Linked DNA regions of Homo sapiens: region 2 is linked to region 1. Evidence: read pairs that join two places in POLR2A ChIA-PET (ENCODE). Cell type or tissue: Panc1. All regions are shown on one strand. Links, peaks and the distances in the headings refer to the core of each region. The heading gives the core; the rest is flanking DNA. Region 1 overlaps CMIP (c-Maf inducing protein). Region 2 overlaps CMIP (c-Maf inducing protein).

Region 1 (9,371 bases), core at 2,240-7,239:
AATGCTGGAGAAGCACTGGGGCTACTGCTCAGCGCCTCCCAAGGTACAGCACCCTGCCCGTAAACGAGGTCAATGGACGGTGGCACACCGGGACCACACCTGACAAGCGTGGCTCCAGATTTAAAGAGAAAACTTCTGCCTTCAGAGAATCAACTGGAAGGGACAAGTCTCCCCCAAATCTCTTAAAAAGAGGTTTAATCTGGGACTGGGGAAAAAGAGAGAGAGAAGAAAGGCATCTACTTTGAAAGACAGACTTGGGTACTTTTTCTGGCCAAAAAACAAAAACTATGCAAGCCGTCTTTCCCTTTCTGCTACCTCAACAGAGAGCTCCGAGACGGCCAAACAAAGCTTGGGGTGATCGGCCCAGCCCTGGGGATCCGGAGGGTCTCGTTCTGTTTGATCCTAATTGCCTCCTTCCACACAGTGTCTCAGCTCTGAAAAGCCTCGGTCCTCTTGGAGGCAGGCAGGGTATAATATCAAGACAAATGCAGTAGTTCCTGGGGAAGCAAGAGCCGGCAGCCTTAGACGGTGTGTTTCAAGTGGGAAATCCCTGACCGTTCCTGCCTCAGCGCTGGCCTGGGGGCTGCAGGCTTCCATGGAGGGTTTCCAGGATATGTGACAAGGGAGCTTGACTCATGCACCCGCACACTGGCTGTCCACACACGGACCTGGCCACCTTTCTCCAGGAGGCTGGACAGTCAGGCCCAAAACATCTGAGGCTCTCACCCTCAGGAGGGGATCAACGTGTGCTCTCTAAAATCACCATGAAAAATCTGCTCCCTGAAGTCAGGGGAGGAGGGAGAGACAGGTTTGGTCACTTCAGGAAGTCAGGAGCAGTAGAGGAAAGTTCTGGAAGATGGAGCAGAGACGGCTGAGATTCCCACTCCAGCGCTGTAGCTCACCCATTGGGTGGCCTTTGGCGGCCACTTCATCTCTAGCACCTTTGGTTTTTTCATTGGTAAAATGGGAATGAGAAGAACACCCACCTCAAAGCTTTACCGTGATGGGGATGATGATCTGCGCAATCTGTGCAGCAGCTGGGGAAGCAAGGACTTTGTGGTGGCTCTGGCTGAACAGAGGTGAAACCGGCCCCCCACTGGGTCACAGGCCCCCGAGTACATATGGCACAGACACAGACTGACCGCCTCATCGATTCCACCCACAGCACTCCACCTTTCAAAATTCTGCCTACCAAACATACTCATCATATAATGAGCAGAGGTGGTGTTTCAAATGTTTAATCGCTGGTACAGCCCAGGAATGGGCGGCCCCATCAGAGTGGACCCCAGCTGTAAAGCTGGCTCCAGTGTCCAGTGCGCTCCCCTAGACCCTGCCCCGTGGTAATGAGTCATGCAGGTTCCCTTTCTCCTGTATAAACACCTCTGACTCCCTGCCCTTCTGCATTTCTGTTTCAAATCAATACCAGTTAACTGCTATTAGGGAATCACACTGCACACACTGCATCAAAAACAAAAACCAACCACACAGATTTCATCTCATGTAGCCTGTTCTTTACTTTTCTAAATTGGGAAAACAGCTCATGGGTCCCAACAGACTTAGGTGAATACCTAGAATTCCGGAACACCCCAGATTTGAATCCAGCGAGCTCTCCTCTTTGAGTTCTCTACTTTCTTCTCTCCTTTACCTCACTTTAAGCACCCATGCAAATGCCCCCTCGGTTCATTTGTCTAACATCTGTGTGACATAGTCCAGAACCCCTTCCTTAAGGACTCCACAGTTGAGTGGGGAGTCAGATGTCTACACATTAGTAGAATTCCATGTGTATGTGTGCAGGTGTGGAGGCAGAGGAGCCCGAGGGAAAGTGGGACGAATACTTCAGAGAGTATGCGATGTTTGAGTTGGGCTTTGAAGGATGAATAGGAGTTTATTGGGCAGAGAGAGAGAAGTTGAAGGAGGTGAGTCATAAAAACTGATTAAATCTCGATTACAGAGAGCCTTGCGTGGCAGGCTACAGTGCTTGGAGTTACACCGGATCACTGAGGAATGTGAGGGCTTACTGGGATTTAATTCTCCTAGTACGGGAGACACTAGGTAAATGTATGTGAACAGGCCTTGTGAAGAGGGACTCTTGGGCCCCCAAGGATCACTGTTGCTACTGTCTACAAACAAGTAGGCAGTGAACGACTATCTCTTTCTACTATCGCTGTTTCGATGATAATAGCACCCACAAATTACCACCTCCAATGCAAGAAGAGATGCATCACGCCTCTACTACAGTAAACTGTGTTATCAAAATAGTAGTAAAGTTGCTTTGTCCATTTCACTATCCCATCAATAGGGCCCAAAATCCCATCTCTGAAAGAGCCTGGTAAGTGGGGTCCTGATGACAGAAGGTAGGTGTGGGGCGGGGCTGTCTCTACAAGTAGCTGTTTAGACCCACCCCCACCCCAAATCCTTTCTGGAAAAAAAAAAGATAGGAGCACAAACAGATGACAACATGACCAATCCCTGAAGCTAGAGGGAGCAATGGAGTCCGGCTGTGAGAATGCCATGCGTTTGTTCCCTGGACCACACGTTCACTAACAGGCCTTCCCCGGCAGCGCCCTGGGCACCATGCTCCAGGAGCTCATGGAGAATGGGGGAGGTGATCAGTGCTGGTGAGACAGGTGCTACGACAGGGGCAGCAACTCTTACAGAGCAGTAAAGAGGAAGACAGCCACTAACTCTGCTCACAGCCGAATCTTGAGAAGTGAGGAGGATTTTGCTGGGCCAGGGACATGGAAGGGCATTTGGGGCTGCAGGGTCAGGACAGGTGGGGTTCTTCTCCAGCCCAATCCTCCAGCAGATGCAAAGGAATTTCTAAGGTCCAGGGAAGTGGACTGGCCAAAAGGTACTGTGCCATGCGGTGTCTGCCGTTAAATTTGTACTGACACACGCTACGACATGGATGAACCTTGAAAATGTGATCCTAAATCAAAGAAGCCTGATACAAAGGGTTTCAGAATGGAATTGATCCACGTATATGAAATGTCCAGAATAGGCAAATCCACAGGACAGAAATCAGACGGCTGTCATGGCCTGGCAGGAGGGGAGCAGGGCTGACTGCTGATGGGCACGGGTTTCCTTTTGAGGTGATGAGAATATTGTGGAACTAGATAGAAGTGGTAGTGATTGCACATTATAAATGTACTAAATGCCACCAAATGGTACATTTATTATTATTATTTTTTGAGACAGAGTCTTACTCTTTTGCCCAGGCTGGAGTACAATGGCACAATCTCGGCTCACTGCAACCTCAACTCCTGAGTTCAAACAATTCTCCTGCCTCAGCCTCCTGAGTAGCTGGGATTACAGGTGCCCACCACCATGCCTGGCTAATTTTTGTATTTCTAGTAGAGACAGGGTTTTGCCATATTGGCCAGGCTGGTCTCAAACACCTGAACTCAAGTGATCTGCCCACCTCAGCCTCCCAAAGTGCTGGGATTACAGGCGTGAGCCACCATGCCTGGCCGAACTGTACATTTACATGTGGTTTTTACATTATGTGAATTTCACCTCAATGAAAAAGAAGTTCCACACGAATGCAATGAATTCTAAGAATTTTCCAAACTTACGGGTGATATTAAAATGGCCATTTCAAAGCCTCTGCTCTCCCTTCACAGGGGTCTGAACAGTTGGGGGAGTTGACTCATGGAGGCATCCAGGCCCAGCAGGCTTCATCCACAGCCACATGAACCCCTTCCTTGCAGAAGCGTTCCTTTACTGGACAGAGGGAGAATGAAGTACTAGGGTCTCAGGGGATTCCTCCAGAGGCCAATTCAAGAACAGAAAGTCATTTCCTGGCATCTCACGATGTGTTGATAATTCGGATGATGGACGGCGCCGGGCTAGTTTGATGTTTATTTCCATGAGCTTCAGTCTTCCTAGTTGGATGAACCAAGGCTCCTGTCATTATGTGGGACTGCAGCTGATCTACACGGGCACACTCTTAACAGACCAATGGTTTCAGCCATTCTCACAGACTACTCTGACCACTCGAGGTAAAAACAGGGTCATTCTGACAAAAAGAAGGATGATTTTACACTTACATACATATATACACACATAAAACACATATACAAACATGGCCTTACACTCAGCTTGAAACAAACAACCTAAAAACTGGATTAAGAGTCTCCTTCCTACGCTTCAGACTCACAGTTTATTCATTCATCAAATATTTACGGAGTGCTTGCTGGAGGACATCGAAGTACTTCCAGCATGTTCTAGGTGTTACGGACACATTGTTCAACAAAACAGAAAGAGCTCCTTGCCTCCAAGGAGTTTTCCTTCTAGTAGGGGGCTTACACTCCAGTGATGGCAATGCAAGCTGAACCCACCACCTGGTGCTGGTGGGCGCTAGGGGCCGTCTTCCCAGGCCTGGCTTGTGGCAACCACGCCTACTGCTCGGCCACACTCCAACTCCACTTCTCCCTTGGATTCGGCGCTCCCAGCCCTTGAATCTAGTGAGTCACCAGGGTCAGAGCCAGCTGCTTCTTGCCCTTCAATTCCTCCACACCTTCCCTTGCCCTCTATCCTACCTCTGCCTCCTCTTATTTTTCTTCTGGAATATTCCAAAGGCTTCCAATCTTTATTTCCTGCTTCCAACGATTCCCTCTCTACCCAAAACACTGTCGCCAGAGTTTTCTTCCCAAAACACAACTCAAATGTGTTGTTCCTCTGCTCAGTGACTTTGAATATCCCTGATTTGCCTACAGAGAAAAATCCAGCCCCCTTGGCCTTGTATTCAGTAGCCTCCATAAGGCTTTCAGATGCTCTCGTCTTTCCCAGAAACCACTTGGGAAAGGGGTATCTAGAAGTGCCTCTGCAACGACAGACAGAGGACTTTAGGTCCAAAGGAGAAACAAAGTACCCCCAATAAGCCTCGGTTGGGGCTGACAGTGAGAGGAAACACAGTGAGACAGTGGGTCTTCTCTTGGGACTCAGTCACTCCCTCCACGTCTGTGACCCGGCCGTGAGAAACTCTATTGACAAGTTTCATTGAGTGCTGGTCCCGCTCTCTGCCCAGGGTCAAGTATTCCCAATGACTTATTTTTAAAAAGCAAATTCGGGCACTAACTGAGAAAGAATTCAGATTTAGCCTAGAACAGTTGCTCAACAAGTGACAAGAATAGATCAGTGGCCGATCCCATTCAGGGTTAAAGAACAGAGCCTCCTTTTCTACCATCAGGCCCACAGCTGTATGAGAGGCCCGGAGCCCCGACCCCGGGGGGAAGTGCCGGTGACAGGGTGGGGACATTCGCACAGACATGAGGCCCAGGACTTGCCCAATGCTGTCGCCGTCAATAGGGAGACAAAGGGGCCAGGCAGGCCAGATGTTGGCAGCAACTCCCTTGCAACCCCAGGAACAATTCCTTCTTTCACTGCCTGATCAGACGGCCAAGGTCAGAGGCAATGCCAGCCAGAGCTTACCCTCTGAGTGCCAAGGCCCTTTAGAGAAATTTAAATAATTTTAGATAGAAACACTCCTTCTTTCCTCGCTTTAAGCAGATGGCAGGGAGTAGCCTTTGCCCTTTCTTGCTGATGCAATTGTCCCTTGGAGCATCTGCTACCCCACACTGCCACCGTCAGGAGCTCCTGAAGCAGTGGAGAGCTGCTGGCCCCCGAATGGTGTCCCCCAACTGCCGTGCACTCTTTATCTTCATTTTCTTTCTGTCATTTTCGTTTTACCCCCGCCGACTTTGTGCTGTTGGGCATTCCGCTCGCCGTTCATGAAAGCGTTCCCTCTTGCTTCATCCTGATTTGCTGCTTTTAGTTTCATGGTCTTGGAAACCCAAGCAATACACTAGTCAGGACTGTGCCCTGCATGGGAGCGAGGCCCTGCTGGGAATGCAACCAAAGAGTTAGAGTGTGGCAGCCACCGTGACTTTGGTACACTTCTCTACCTGGATTCTGGGCTGGGTTCGGAGTGTTTGCTGGAAAGTGGTCTCTGAATAAGCAGGGTGTTCCTCCGTTTACCATCAACAAGGTGCACAGATGACTCAAAGCTCAGAGGTCCTTACAACTGAAAACCCAGCCCACTGGACTCCAGGGAGCAATGAAAAACCACTTGCTACCCTTTAGGGGAGGCCTTTGAGGACCCTTCCCAGTCCCCACACATCCCTTCTCAAGCTCAGTCTGATAAGTGGCTTTCAGAAGCACTGCCTTGGCCCTGTCACGCTCAAGGAGACTGGGGACACCCTGGCAAGTTGGCAAAAAAAATATTCCAAGGAGGGGTTCCTGGAGGCACTGGGCTGAACATTTGGGGAAGAGGCTTGACATGGTTTGGGTCTGTGTCCCCACCCCAGACTCATGTTCAATTATAATCCCCAATGTTGGAGAAGGGGCCTGTGGGAGGTGATTGGATCATGGGGGCAGTTTCTCAGGATTTAATACCATCCCTCTTGGTATTGTTGGCGTGATAGTGAGTTCTCATGAGATCTGGTGGTTTAAAGTGTGTGGCACCTCTCCCCGCCAGCTCTCTTCGTCCTGCTCAAGCCATGTGATGTGCTGGCTCCTCCTTTGCCTTCCACCTGAGGCCTCCCCAGAAGCTGATGCTGCCATGCTTTCTGCACAGCCTGCAGAACCGTGAGCCCATTAAACCTCCTTTCTTAAAATTACCCAGTCTCAGGTATTTCTTTAGAGCAAGGTAAGAACTGATTAATACAAGGCCCCTCTGCAGAGAAGGAAAAGAGCAGGGACTAAAGGGTTCTGGGGATCAGGCTCCCTGGGTCCCAACCCCAGCTCTGCCACCCCAGAGCTGTCTGCGTGAGGAAGTGGTTCCCTTGCCCTGTGCCTCGGTTTTCCCTCTGTAGCAACCTCAGGGTGTTATGGTGAGGAATAAGGATAGCACTATTCCTAAAATGCCAAGCTCGGCTATTCCCCTTCTAGGTGAATACCCCAAAGAACTGAAAACATGGACTCAAACAAATACAGCCAAGCACTGCATAACAACGTTCTGGTCACGATGGACCACATTTATGACTGCGGTTCCATAAGATTATGATTCCATATTTTTACTGTGCCTTTTCTATGTTTAGATATGCTTAGACACACAAATACTTACCACTATGTTACAACTGCCACCAGTATTCAGTAGAGTAACCTGTTGTACAGGTTTGTGGCCTAGGAACAATAAGCCGCACCTCACAGCCCAGGTGTGAGGCAGGCTACACCATCGAGGCTTCTGTGAGCACACTCCAGGATGTTCGCTCAGTGACTAAATCACCTAACTACGCGCTTCCCGGAACGTATCCCCATCGTGAAACAATGCATGACTACACTTGTACAAGAATGCTCACGGCCGCTTATTCACGACAGCCAAAAAGGTGAAAACAACACAAACGTCCATCAACAGATGAATGGATAAGAAAGAAAAATGATACATACAGACAATGGAGTATCATTCTGCCATCAAAAGGAAGGCAGTGCTGACACATGCTGCAACACGGAAGAACCCTGACAACATGACGCTGAGGGAAAGAAGCCAGTGGAAAAAGACCATGTACTGTGTGATTGTACTGCTATGAAAAGTCCAGAAGAGGAAAGCCCAAAAAGACAGAAATTGATGGCTGTCAGGGGGCTGGAAGAGAGGGGAATGGGGAATGACTGCTAATGGGCACGAGATTTCGTGCTGGGGTGGAGAAGAGGTTTCGGAATTAGATAGAAGTGGCAGTTACACAACATCGCGAATTTGCTAAAGGCCGCTGAACTATGCTCTTGTTTGTTTGTTTTTGAGACAGAGTCTCGCTCTGTTGCCCAGGCTGGAGTGCAGTGGCATGATTTCGGCTCACTGCAACCAGGAGCAGTGGCTCACGCCTGTAATCCCAGCAGTTTGGGAGGCGAAGACGGGTGGATCACTTGAGGTCAGGAGTTCGAGACCAGCCTGGCCAACATGGCAAAACCCTGTCTCTACTAAAAATGCAAAAATTAGCTGGGTGTGGTGGCAGGCATCTATATAGTCCCAGCTACTTGGGAGGCTGAGGCACAAGAATTGCTTGAACCCAGGATGCAGAGGTTGCAGTGAGCCGAGATCACGCCACTGCACTCCAGCCTGGGTGACAGAGTGAGACTCCATTTCAAAAATAAAAAAATTAAAAAAAGAAAGAAAAGAGAAAGAAAACAAACCCAAAATAAATTAAGTGGGCAATTTCATATGAGGTGAATTTATCTCAATTAGAAAGACAAAAATACCTTAGCTTAGTGCCCAGCGTGTAGCTCACCATGTCACAAACAGGCTCCAGAGCCGGGAGACATAGGGCACCTCGCTTCTCTGATTCTTGTCTGTCCCCTAAAGGGGTCTGATCACGGCCCTGCCCTCAAGGCCCTACATCACAGCTGCTGTAAAGCTGGAGATTAGGAATGGGAGCTGAGGGAGGGTGTCAAGGCAGCTAAGCAGGTTAGGAAACCCCTGCCTCCATCTTAAGGGGAGAATGAACTCTTGGGAGCCCCAAGACACTGGTTCCATTCTACTGGAAATATCCGTTCTTCAGAAAGACAAGTTGAGCCACAGTTATCCTAGCTTCAAACTTTTTAAACCTGTCATATCATTTTTTTTTTAATTTCTTTTTTTGAGACGGAGTCTCGCACTGTCGCCCAGGCGGGCTGGAGTGCAGTGGTGCGATCTCGGCTCACTGCAAGCTCCGCCTCCCGGGTTCACGCCATTCTCCGGCCTCAGCCTCCCGAGTAACTGGGACTACAGGCGTCCGCCACCACGCCCAGCTAATTTTTTTGTATTTTTCAGTAGAGACGGGGTTTCACCATGTTAGCCAGGATGGTCTCGATCTCCTGACCTCGTGATCCATTTTTTTTTAAGTGGCAGAACTCTTTTTTTACATGAAATCTTTGCCCAGAGTCCCTTAAAACAGAAGGCAGGTGACACTCAGCGGGAGGTGTTGCCTTCAGGGGGGAGCAGGGCTGGGCCATGCCCCCTCTACCTCTTCCACACCTGCTATGGTTCAGGGACAATCTCTCCAAGTCCACATTTTCCCTCTTCCCAGTGAGACAACCAAGAAAGGGCCTGGCAGGGTTCTGCTGGTTTCCTTCAAGAAGGAGGCTCAAGGTGAACATGACACTAAGGGGCAGGATTGCTGTCCAGTTAGAAACTGGCTTCCGAGGTCTGGAGGGCTGTTTTGGGGCACAGAGGAAGGGGCTGGATTTGTGGTGGCTCAAGAGAGCAGAGCTAGGGCCAAAGAGTACCAGTCAGAGGGACAAAGGTGAATGCCTTCCACACCTGAGAGCTGCCCCATGGAGGCCCCAGGAGGACCAGCTGCTGGCCTCTGTCTTGCAAGGACCGCCACCACCCTTCACCTTCATCTTCCTCCTCATTGTTAAGAAGTAACCCCTTATCATCCCTGCAATAGCCCTAGGAG
Region 2 (9,371 bases), core at 1,372-6,371, 57 kb before region 1:
GAAATACAACTACAAATCCAGCATCTTGATCACATCGTAACATTACAGTTACTCGGTAGCCAGCTGTGTCTAGTGGTGACTATAGTGGTGCAGACAGAGAACATTTTCATCATCGCAGAATGCTCCGTCGGGCAGTGCTATCCGAAAGTCTTGGTGTCCCTGTCATCACGTCCCCACGGGCCCAGGAGCATGCATGTTTGCCTCTACCCATCGATGCTGAGGTCTAGTATGTGTGTGGCACTGCGTTCGGCCCGAGGAAAGGGCCCTTGCCTACCTCCTCCCATGGGAGACCCCCCTCTCCAAGCCCCCATCTCACTGGGACCCTGCCTTGGAATTTTCTTAAAAGGTCTACCAAGGTGCAATGTCCCCACTTGTGCCTTGCACACCCGGGGACAATGGCTGGCTGGTTATCTTCCCTGGCTTCCCTGATTCAAGACTCACTATGGCTGCAGATGCTAAGTGTGTAGGAAATAATTTGCTATCTCCAGCAAGCCATGGCTTCCGGGAGGACTGGACACTTGGGAGGCAGCATTTTTGGCCTTCTTGAGTCCTCCAGAATAGCTTCCCTTCAATCCGGTGAGCATCAGAGACTGTCACATTACCTTCATATATAATGCAGGCCTCATAACTGTCCCATGGGTGTTACCCCCAAACTGCCCTTTTGGCCGCCAAGTCTTCAACATCAACCTAAAACCCGCTCATAACCTCTCAGCTCCCTGCTGGTGCACTCCCCACAGAGACACCCTGGGTCAAACACAGCCCCCTGGCCTTATTCCCCATGCCTGCTAGCCCACACAATCCATGTCACAAAATCAGCCTCGGTGCTTTGGCTACAATTTTCCAGGGAAGGAGGCAACACTGTCCCGATTATCTGTGCACATTTCCAGTGAAATACATGGGCACCAGCACCACCATGACTGGAGGGCATCTGTGATCTAATTGTGGAGTATAAAATAACGAGAAGACACTCAACTTAACTAGAAAGTGAGACCCCCAAAATCTCATTTTTAAAGAAATATTGTAAATGCATGTTTCGTTCGTTTTCATTACAGGTCAGGGCTATAGGGTCAACGGTGCTTCTGGGATTAGACTGAACACTATTTTTTTTCTCTCTGACTGGGATTCCTTTCTTGCCCCAGGCTTGGTAGGGACAACCCTAGTGCCTCCGGGAATCACACAGGGGCTTTACCAGTCACAGCCCATCACTCTGGCCTGAGAAACTAGGCTGTCTGAGGCACCAGGGGGCTGCCATCACTATATACACATACATATAGATTTACTTCATTGAGGTAAAATCCACACACCATAAAATTAACCATTAACCTTATTTATTTATTTATTTACTTACTTATTGAGACAGAGTCTCGCTCTGTCACCCAGGCAGTGGCATGACCTCGGCTCACTGCAACCTTTGCCTTCTGGGTTCAAGTGATTCTCCTGCCTCAGCCTTCCCAGCAGCTGGGATTATAGGCGCCCACCACCACACCCGGCTAATTTTTGTATTTTTAGTAGAGATGGGGTTTCACACCATGTTGGCCAGGCTGGTCTCGAACTCCTGACCTCAGATGATCTGCCCGCCTTGGCCTCCTAAAGTGCTAGGATTACAGGTGTGAGCCACTGCGCCCGGCCACCATGTACCCATTTACAGTGAACACTTCAGCGGCGTTTAGCACAGTGTTGTGTAACCACCACCACTATTTCCAACACTTCTCCATCACTTCCAAGGAAACCCTTTTAAGCTGTTACTTCCTATTGTACTCTCCCCCAGCCCCTGGGCAACTACCAATCCACTTTCTGTTCCTGGATTCCCCTATTCTGAACATTGCATATAAATGGAATCATACACTATGTGTCCTTTTGTGACCACAGTGAGGCCTGGGAATCTGCATTCAGCAGCTTCCAGGTGAGACAGATGTCCTTGAGCCCTCTAAGCAGCAAGGTTCTCACCCACATGCCTCACTTCCTCTCCTCCACGAGGTGGACGTGTTACAGAGGAGAGGAGAGGTTCATACCTTGCGCAGGTCACATAGCTTGTGTTGTGGGTGGAACTGTGTCTGCCAAAACTGTTGTGGGTTAACATGTGTCTTCCACTGCATATAAATCATACACAATGTGGCCTTCTGTCCACTTAGCATACCGTCCTCAAGGTTCATCCGGCTGTGGCAGCTTTGCTTCACCCCCTTCCATGACTAACAGTCCACTGCATGGATACGCTGCAATTTCTTTCTTTCTTTTTTTTGCGAGATGGAGTCTCACTCTGTTACCCAGGCTGGAGTGCAGTGGTGCGATCTCAACTCATTGCAAACTCCGCCTCCCGGGTTCAAGCGATTCTCCTGCCTCCGCCTCCCGAGTAGCTGGGACTACAGGCGCCCGCCACCACGCCTGGCTAAGTTTTATATTTTTAGTAGAGACAGGGTTTCGCCATGTTGACCAGGCTGGTCTCGAACTCCTGACCTCAGGAGAGCCACCGCGCCCGGCAGATACACTGCAATTTCTTTGTTAATCCGCTGATGAACTCTTGGGTTGTCTCCACCGTAGGCTATCATGAATAGTGCTGCTATGCACATATATTGTTGCTTTTTGCCCTGTCCCCGTGCCTCAACTGCACTGAATCAGTTTAAATTTTGCCACAGGACAGCACAGGGTGTAAGGGGTCTTTTAGGGGACCCCAATTTACCCCACACAATTACTGAACTCTGTTACCTGCTGGTCCAACTAATTCATTGATGAATTAATCAATGCTTACCCTTCAGGACTCATGTTTTCAAGGTGGGTGGAGGGACGCCTACTCTGAGTGGGGCACTGTCTCTATGGAGGGGCAGGGAGTGGGGGAAATGATACAGAGATGAGACAAACCAGCCCCTGCACACTCCCAGTCTGGCTGAAGGGTGAGACAGGGCACAGAACATTCTAACCAAACTACTCATTACAGTCATAATGGCTACTACATATCAAGGGCTGACATTTTCCAAGAACAGCAAGCACGCACACTGGGTTCTGATGAATGACGAGTGACAAGACAGCGGAAAAGCCATCGCTTCTGAAGGGCACTCCATAGGCCAGGTCCTGTGCGAAGCACTTTGTATAAATACATTTTAAATCATCCCATCCACTAAATGAGGTGAGTGGTATAATGTAAGTCCCATTTTACAGATGAGAACATCGAGGCTGAGTGAGGTAAGTCATGCAGCTACTAAGAGCTAGGCAGAATTGGGATCCAGGTCTAGCTCTGGATCCTGAGCACCTGACCATCATGCCACTCCGAGAGGCAAACCTGAGCACCTCTATGCCTTGATCAATGATTCTGCTGCCTTCAAATCGGAGAGTTGAGCCTCGCCTCCTCGGTTTCCCAAAGGCAGTTGCAGGCTGGTGCAGCTGGGTGCCCAGTGGACACCTGCCTGAAAAGCCAGCTCCTGGGGAGATGGGCAATTTGTTTGCAAGAGGGGAAAACGCCTAAATGCCCACCGGTGGTGGCCTCCTGTGCTCAATGCCGCTTCCAGGGAAACAGCGGGAACTCAGGCGGGTGTCCTGCTCCACTGTCTCTGCGGCATCGGCTGGTTGCCTAGGTAACCACGTGCCTGGCTGGCAAGGAGATAAGCTGGCCTTGGTGTCAGGCTCCCAGCTGAGTACCACATCCTACCTGGCTCTTCAGGCCAGCTGCACCGTGGGCAAAATCCAATCATCACGCAGATGCTGTTTGAGCACATTAAAAAAAAAATTGTATGTAGCTGTTTTCCTCGCTGAGCTAGGAGCTGCTTGGGAGCAGGGATGACATCTCATCTGTTCCTCCGATGTGTTGGATGGTGACTGCAGCCACCCAGGGAAGGTGCTCTCGGTGTTTGTTGCAGGTAGAACAGGCAGTGGGGAGAATGAAAATGGCACTGAAGGCTAACATGCGTTAGGTGCTGCTTTAGGCCAGGCCCTGCACCAAATCCTTTCACCTACCCTGCAACTCTCATTCGTGTGCACAGGAATTGCCTGGGGGTCTGGTTACCATGCAGATTCCAGCTCAGCAGAGCTGGGCGAGGCCTGGGAATCTGCATTAAGCAGCTTCCAGGTGACACAGATGTTCCTGAGCCCTCTAAGAAGCAAGGTTCTCACCCACAAGCCTCATTTCATGGTGGACGTGCTGCAGAGGAGAGGAGGGGCTCACACCTTGCCCAGGTCACACAGCTGGTGTTGTGGGTTGGACTGTGTCTGCCCAAAACATATGTCCAAGTCCTAAGCCCGGTATCTGTGACTATGACCTTCTTTGGAAATGGGGTCTTCGCAGATATAATTAAGATGAGGTCATACTGGATTAGAGTTGGCCCTAAATCCAGTGACTGGCGTCGTTATAAAAAGGCCATGTGGAGAGAGAGAGAGACACACACACACACACACACACACACACACACATGCTCCAGAGAGACCTCCACGTATGGAGGCAGAGCCTGGATGCCAAGGCGCATCAAGGATAGCCGGACACCATCAGAAGCTGGGTGAGGCAAGGAAAAGGCCCTCCCCTAGAGTCTCAGAAGCAATGTGGCCCTGCTGACACCTTGATTTTGGACATCTGGCCCCAGAATTGTGTGAGAACAAATTTCTGTTGTTTTAAGCAACACAGTTTACGGAAATTTGTCATAGCAGCTGTTGGAAGCCCAGACAGCTGTAAGGAGCAAGCAAGGACTGACCCCAGGACGCCTGGTCCCAGTCAGTCTGCCATCTTACTGCGGTGACTCGAGCTGAGCCGTCCAGCCCCATCATTTCACAGAAGGCAGCAGGGCCCTCTGCAACTGTGGTTGAGAAAGTGGGAGCTGGGTTTGGAATTGGTTGGGTTTTCTTTCCCTGGGGAATTGGGGGGGGGGGGGCCTGATGTCCTATCCTGCTCTTGCTGCAGCAGGGGACAGAAACACTGACTTCCACCCTAAGGCCCGCCTCCAGCCCATTACCCGATTGCATAAGCCCTGGCCCTGCCCTGCGTCAGAAACGGCACACCTGGGCACCTGCATCATCAGTGAGGTCAGAGGGAGCCACCTGGGGACCCAGGAGGCTACAGGAGGAACTTCCAGGAGAATTCGGGTAGGGACGTCAGCATGGGGCTCGCACAGGGTCCCTGGCAAAGAGGAGCCATGGGGGAGGATTCCGGCCCCAAGCTGTCCTCTCACACAAAGCTGTACATCAGCCGACACCAGCAGCCACCATCACACCAGCTAACATCCCCGGGCTTCCTATGTACTGGGCCCTGTGCTGAGGTGTGCCCCAAATGACTCTATCAGGCAGGGTTCTTGACCCTGGCTACACATTAAAACCACCCAAGGGGCTTAGAATTCCAATAACGGAGTCCAACCTCAGGACAATCCCATCAGACTGGTGTTGGGGGCAGGCAGAACCTATGCATCAGGACTTTTTTGAGCGCCGGTATATTTAAAAGTGCATTTGCACACCCATGTTCACAGCAGCGTCATTCGTAACAGCCAAAAGGCAGAAGCAACCCAGGTCCACCAATGGATAAAGAGAGACATAAGGTGTGGTCTACCCATTCACTGCAGCATTATTCTGTCTTAAAAAGGAAGGAAATCCTGACGCAGGCCACACTATGAATGAACCTTGGGGACATTAGGCTGAGATAAGGCAGCCACAAAAGGCCAAATCTTGTGTGATTCCACGCATATGAGGTCCCTAGAGTAGACAAATTCTTAGAGACCGAAAGCAGAATGGTGGATGCCAGGGGCTGGGGGAGGGGGTAATGGGGACAGAGTTTCCATTTGGGAAGAGGAGAAAGTTCTGGAGACGGATGGTGGTGACAGCAGCACGGCAACGTGAATGAACCACTGAACTGCCACCTAAACCTGGTTCAAATGATGCCTCATGCATATTTCACCGAACTAAACAAGAGAATATTTAAGATCTCCAGGTGATCTGAATGTGGTGCAGCCGGGGTTAACAGGTGCGACCCCCATTCTACAGACTTGAAGACCACAACACACAGAGGAAAAGGTAACCCACTCCAGGTCACAGCCGGCCCTGTAGGAACCAGGATTCTGGCTCAGGGTCACCCCCTGGTCCTGAGCTCCGGTCCTTGAAGGGACTGAGCCACACACACAGGAACAATCCTGGACTCTCCCTCGGCATTCTGGAAAGGCTCTCTGATCTTCACACGGTCCTAATCCCGGCGGGGGCTGTTTCTCCAGGAAAACTGAGTGCAGTGGAAAAACAGCCTGCACGGGTGGGCCGGGTGTGGGGTGGGCCTGGAGAAGTGCATTTCCTCATGGACTAGAACAGGCGCCCCTCTTTCAGAATTCTAAAACTCAACACAGCCTGCCCGCCCCTCCTGTCCTCCTGGATTCCCTGCTCTCAGGCTGACCAGAGGCTGTGCGGACAGGAGGCACCTCCCTCATTCCCACAGGAGGCTGAACTGGGGCAGGAACACCCAGTTCAGCAGGTTTTAAGTTAAGATTTTGAACAGGCTATAGAAAGAGGGAAAGAGGGGAAAACATTCTCAGGTGCAGGCAGAAGCTGCCGGGTTCTTCTCCAAGGAGAAGGGAGAGGGGGGAGAGGAAAGGGACAAGGGGAGGGATGAGAGGTGACAGAAGGGACAATAAGGAGCGTCGCCTCGGGCGTGTTATGCTCTGGCCTTGATAAGGATACGACCAGTTTCTCAGGGTTCCTTAATCAAATCCCAGGCACCATCCCCTCAGAGAGTCCCGTGCAGGTGGGGGTGGGCCAAGAGCTGTGGGATTTTCTTCTGCTCATTCCTGTGTCAAGATGCTCTGGGGGGAGGGCTGTGCCCGGAGACACATTCACTAAGAGAGGCAAACTCCTGCCTGGGTCATGAGGTGACTGGTGGCCCCAAAGAAGGTATGTCCACATCAACCCCTGCCATCTGTGAATGCAACATCCCACGTTTGGGATCTTGAGATGGGGAGATCACGCTGGATTATCTGGTGGGTCCTGAATCCAGTGACGAGTATCCCCAGGAAGTATACAAAGGAGAGACAGAGGAGGCGCAGGCCATGTGACCATGGAGGCAGACACCGGAGTGAGGGGGCCACAAGCCAAGTGCTAAGCTCTGAATGTTTGTATCTTCAAAAAATTCATTATTGAAACCTAATCCCCAGTGGGGGGGGTGTTAGGAGGTGGGGCCTCGTGGGGGTGATTAGTTCATGAGGGTGGAGCCCTCACCAATGGGATCAGTGCCCTTAGAAAAGAGGCTTGGGGGAGCTCCCTCACCCCTTCCCATGTGAGACACAGCGAGAAGGCACCCTCTGTGACGCAGGGAGCGAGCCCTCACCAATCTACCTTGATGGTGGACTTCCTGGCCTCTAGAACCATGAGAAATGAATTTCTGTTGCGCCAGGGAGGCTGGCAGGTCCCAGCCCCATGCTCAGCATGCCAACTTACTACCCTCATCACTCTTTGCTCACTCTACGACCTATGGGCCAGCTGCCTCCCCCACCAGCCTGCACACTCCTGGGAGCTCAGAGGCTCAAGCAAGCCATGTTTTTGCTCGCAGATGTGTGCATCATCACAAACGGAGAGTCGGGCAGATCTACACTTGAATTTCTTTTCCGCTTCTTATGAGCTGTGCAGCCTTAGGCAAACTACATCACCTCTCTGAACCTTAGTTTCCTCATCTGTAAAATGGGGATAATAGTAGCATTTGCATCCTGGAGCTATTGGGAGAATTAAATGTCACATTTCAGGCTTGATAAATGACACCTATTGAGTTCAGTAGGACACTGACTAAAGACAGTTAATGTCTTAGAAAAAATAAAGGTGACCAGCTGGGCACCGTGGCTCACACCTGTAATCCCAGCACTTCAGGTGGCCGAGGCAGGTGTATCACCTGAGGTCAGCAGTTCAAGACCAGCCTGGCCAACATGATGAAACCCCGTCTCTACTAAAAATACAAAAAAATTAGCTGGGCATGGTGGCACGCACCTGTAATCCCAGCTACTTGGGAGGCTGGGGCAGGAGAAATGCTTGAACCCAGGAGGCAGAGGTTGCAGTGAGCCAAGATTGTGCCACTGCACTCCAGCATGGGCAACAAGAGCGAAACTCTGTCTCAAAAAAAATAAAAAAGGTGACCAGAAACCCCCTAAATGTCCATCAATAGAGAAGTGCTTACACTGTGGCCCCCACAGTGCAACAGCAAACAGCAGTTAAAAAGAAGGAAGGAGGGTTACAAGATCTGCCGTGGATTCCACCTGCACAACATGCTGTTAAGTACAGTAGCAAATACATGCATAATCTATGTTGACATACACATATATATGATCTAATTCACGGGGCTTCAGGGGGTGGGGGGTGGGGACCAAGTCCGGCTGGTGACAGCTGTCTTCTTTGGAGACGGAAGTGGCTCGGGGGAGGACCAACGGGTAGGGCTCAGCTTTATCTGCAATGTTTCAAATTATTGCAGGAAGCCGTTCATGCATTGTGCATTTAATTAAAGAGAAATAAAGGAAAAAACTCTCCAAAGATTTCAGAAATTGGAATCATGACGGTGATATTGTATCTTTCCCCAGGATTCTTAAATTAGTCAGAATGCCATACTTTTTTTTTTTTTTTTTTTTTGAGACGAAGTTTCACTCTGTAACCCAGGCTGGAATGCAGTGGCGCAATCTTGGCTCACTGCAACCTCTGCCCCCTGGGTTCAAGCGATTCTCATGCCTCAGCCTCCCTAGTAGCTGGGATTACGGGCGCCTGCCACCACGCCTAGCTAATTTGTATTATTAGTAGAGATGGGGCTTCACCACATTGACCAGGCTGGTCTTGAACTCCTGACCTCAGGTGAGCCACCTGCCTCAGCCTCCCAAAGTGCTGGGATTACAGGCACGAGCCACCACACCGGGCCAGAATCCCATATTCTTAAAGAGAACTGGAAGGCATCTGAGATCTTACTACTTTTGACTTTTCAGTGGTCTAGTAGATGGATAATCCGATTTTTCAAGTGCATGTTCTTTGAAAAATTCATACAGAGGACAAGAACTCCAGCATGGAAGGCTCATGGCCCGCACACCTGTATCATGGTGCACACACACACCCACAACCCAGTTACACACACACTCACACACACAAACACACAACCAGCCCAATTTAAAACTGCACCTAAGTTTCAGCTGCATCATACATGCTGGCTTTCTTCTTTTTAACCTTACCACGGCCCTCCCTCCCGCCACCCCCTGAATCCATGCTAACTCCATGCTCACCATGTAAACCCCGAAAATTTGAGACTATGTTATATATCGGGGTCCACAAACCATTTTCCTAAGAGCCAAATAATAATAGTCCAGGCTTTGTGGGTCATGCCACCTCTGTTGTCACCAGCTTAATGCCACAGCAGGAATGGGCAGAGCTGTCCCCCCCTCCCCCAAATGGGCAGAGCTGTC

What was found. ChIA-PET counts read pairs that join two places held together with the same protein. Peaks named below come from ENCODE experiments on the same cell type or tissue, not always from the same donor. Only the 100,000 strongest peaks of a DNase experiment are listed, where the experiment ranks them.
Region 2: POLR2A ChIA-PET joins it to region 1 with 12 read pairs; 3 of 35 experiments call an interaction of 5 or more read pairs at or near these places.

Annotation. Positions count from the first base shown.
Region 1 is chr16:81,579,161-81,588,531 of GRCh38, reverse strand. The region is part of intron 1 of CMIP (c-Maf inducing protein); the gene reads right to left. Among named protein-coding and RNA genes, the nearest start is that of MIR6504, 28 kb to the left of the region's middle. RefSeq lists an enhancer at 5,535-6,352. In Panc1, for the core only: a CTCF peak has its summit at 2,480; a DNase peak (open chromatin) is centred at 4,311; H3K4me3 peaks cover 95 bases; H3K27ac peaks cover 4,624 bases.
Region 2 is chr16:81,635,766-81,645,136 of GRCh38, reverse strand. All of the region lies in intron 3 of CMIP (c-Maf inducing protein), which reads right to left. All of the region lies in intron 1 of LOC105371362 (a long non-coding RNA gene), which reads left to right. Among named protein-coding and RNA genes, the nearest start is that of MIR6504, 29 kb to the right of the region's middle. RefSeq lists an enhancer at 1-396. In Panc1, for the core only: no CTCF peak of the experiment used is centred there; no DNase peak of the experiment used is centred there.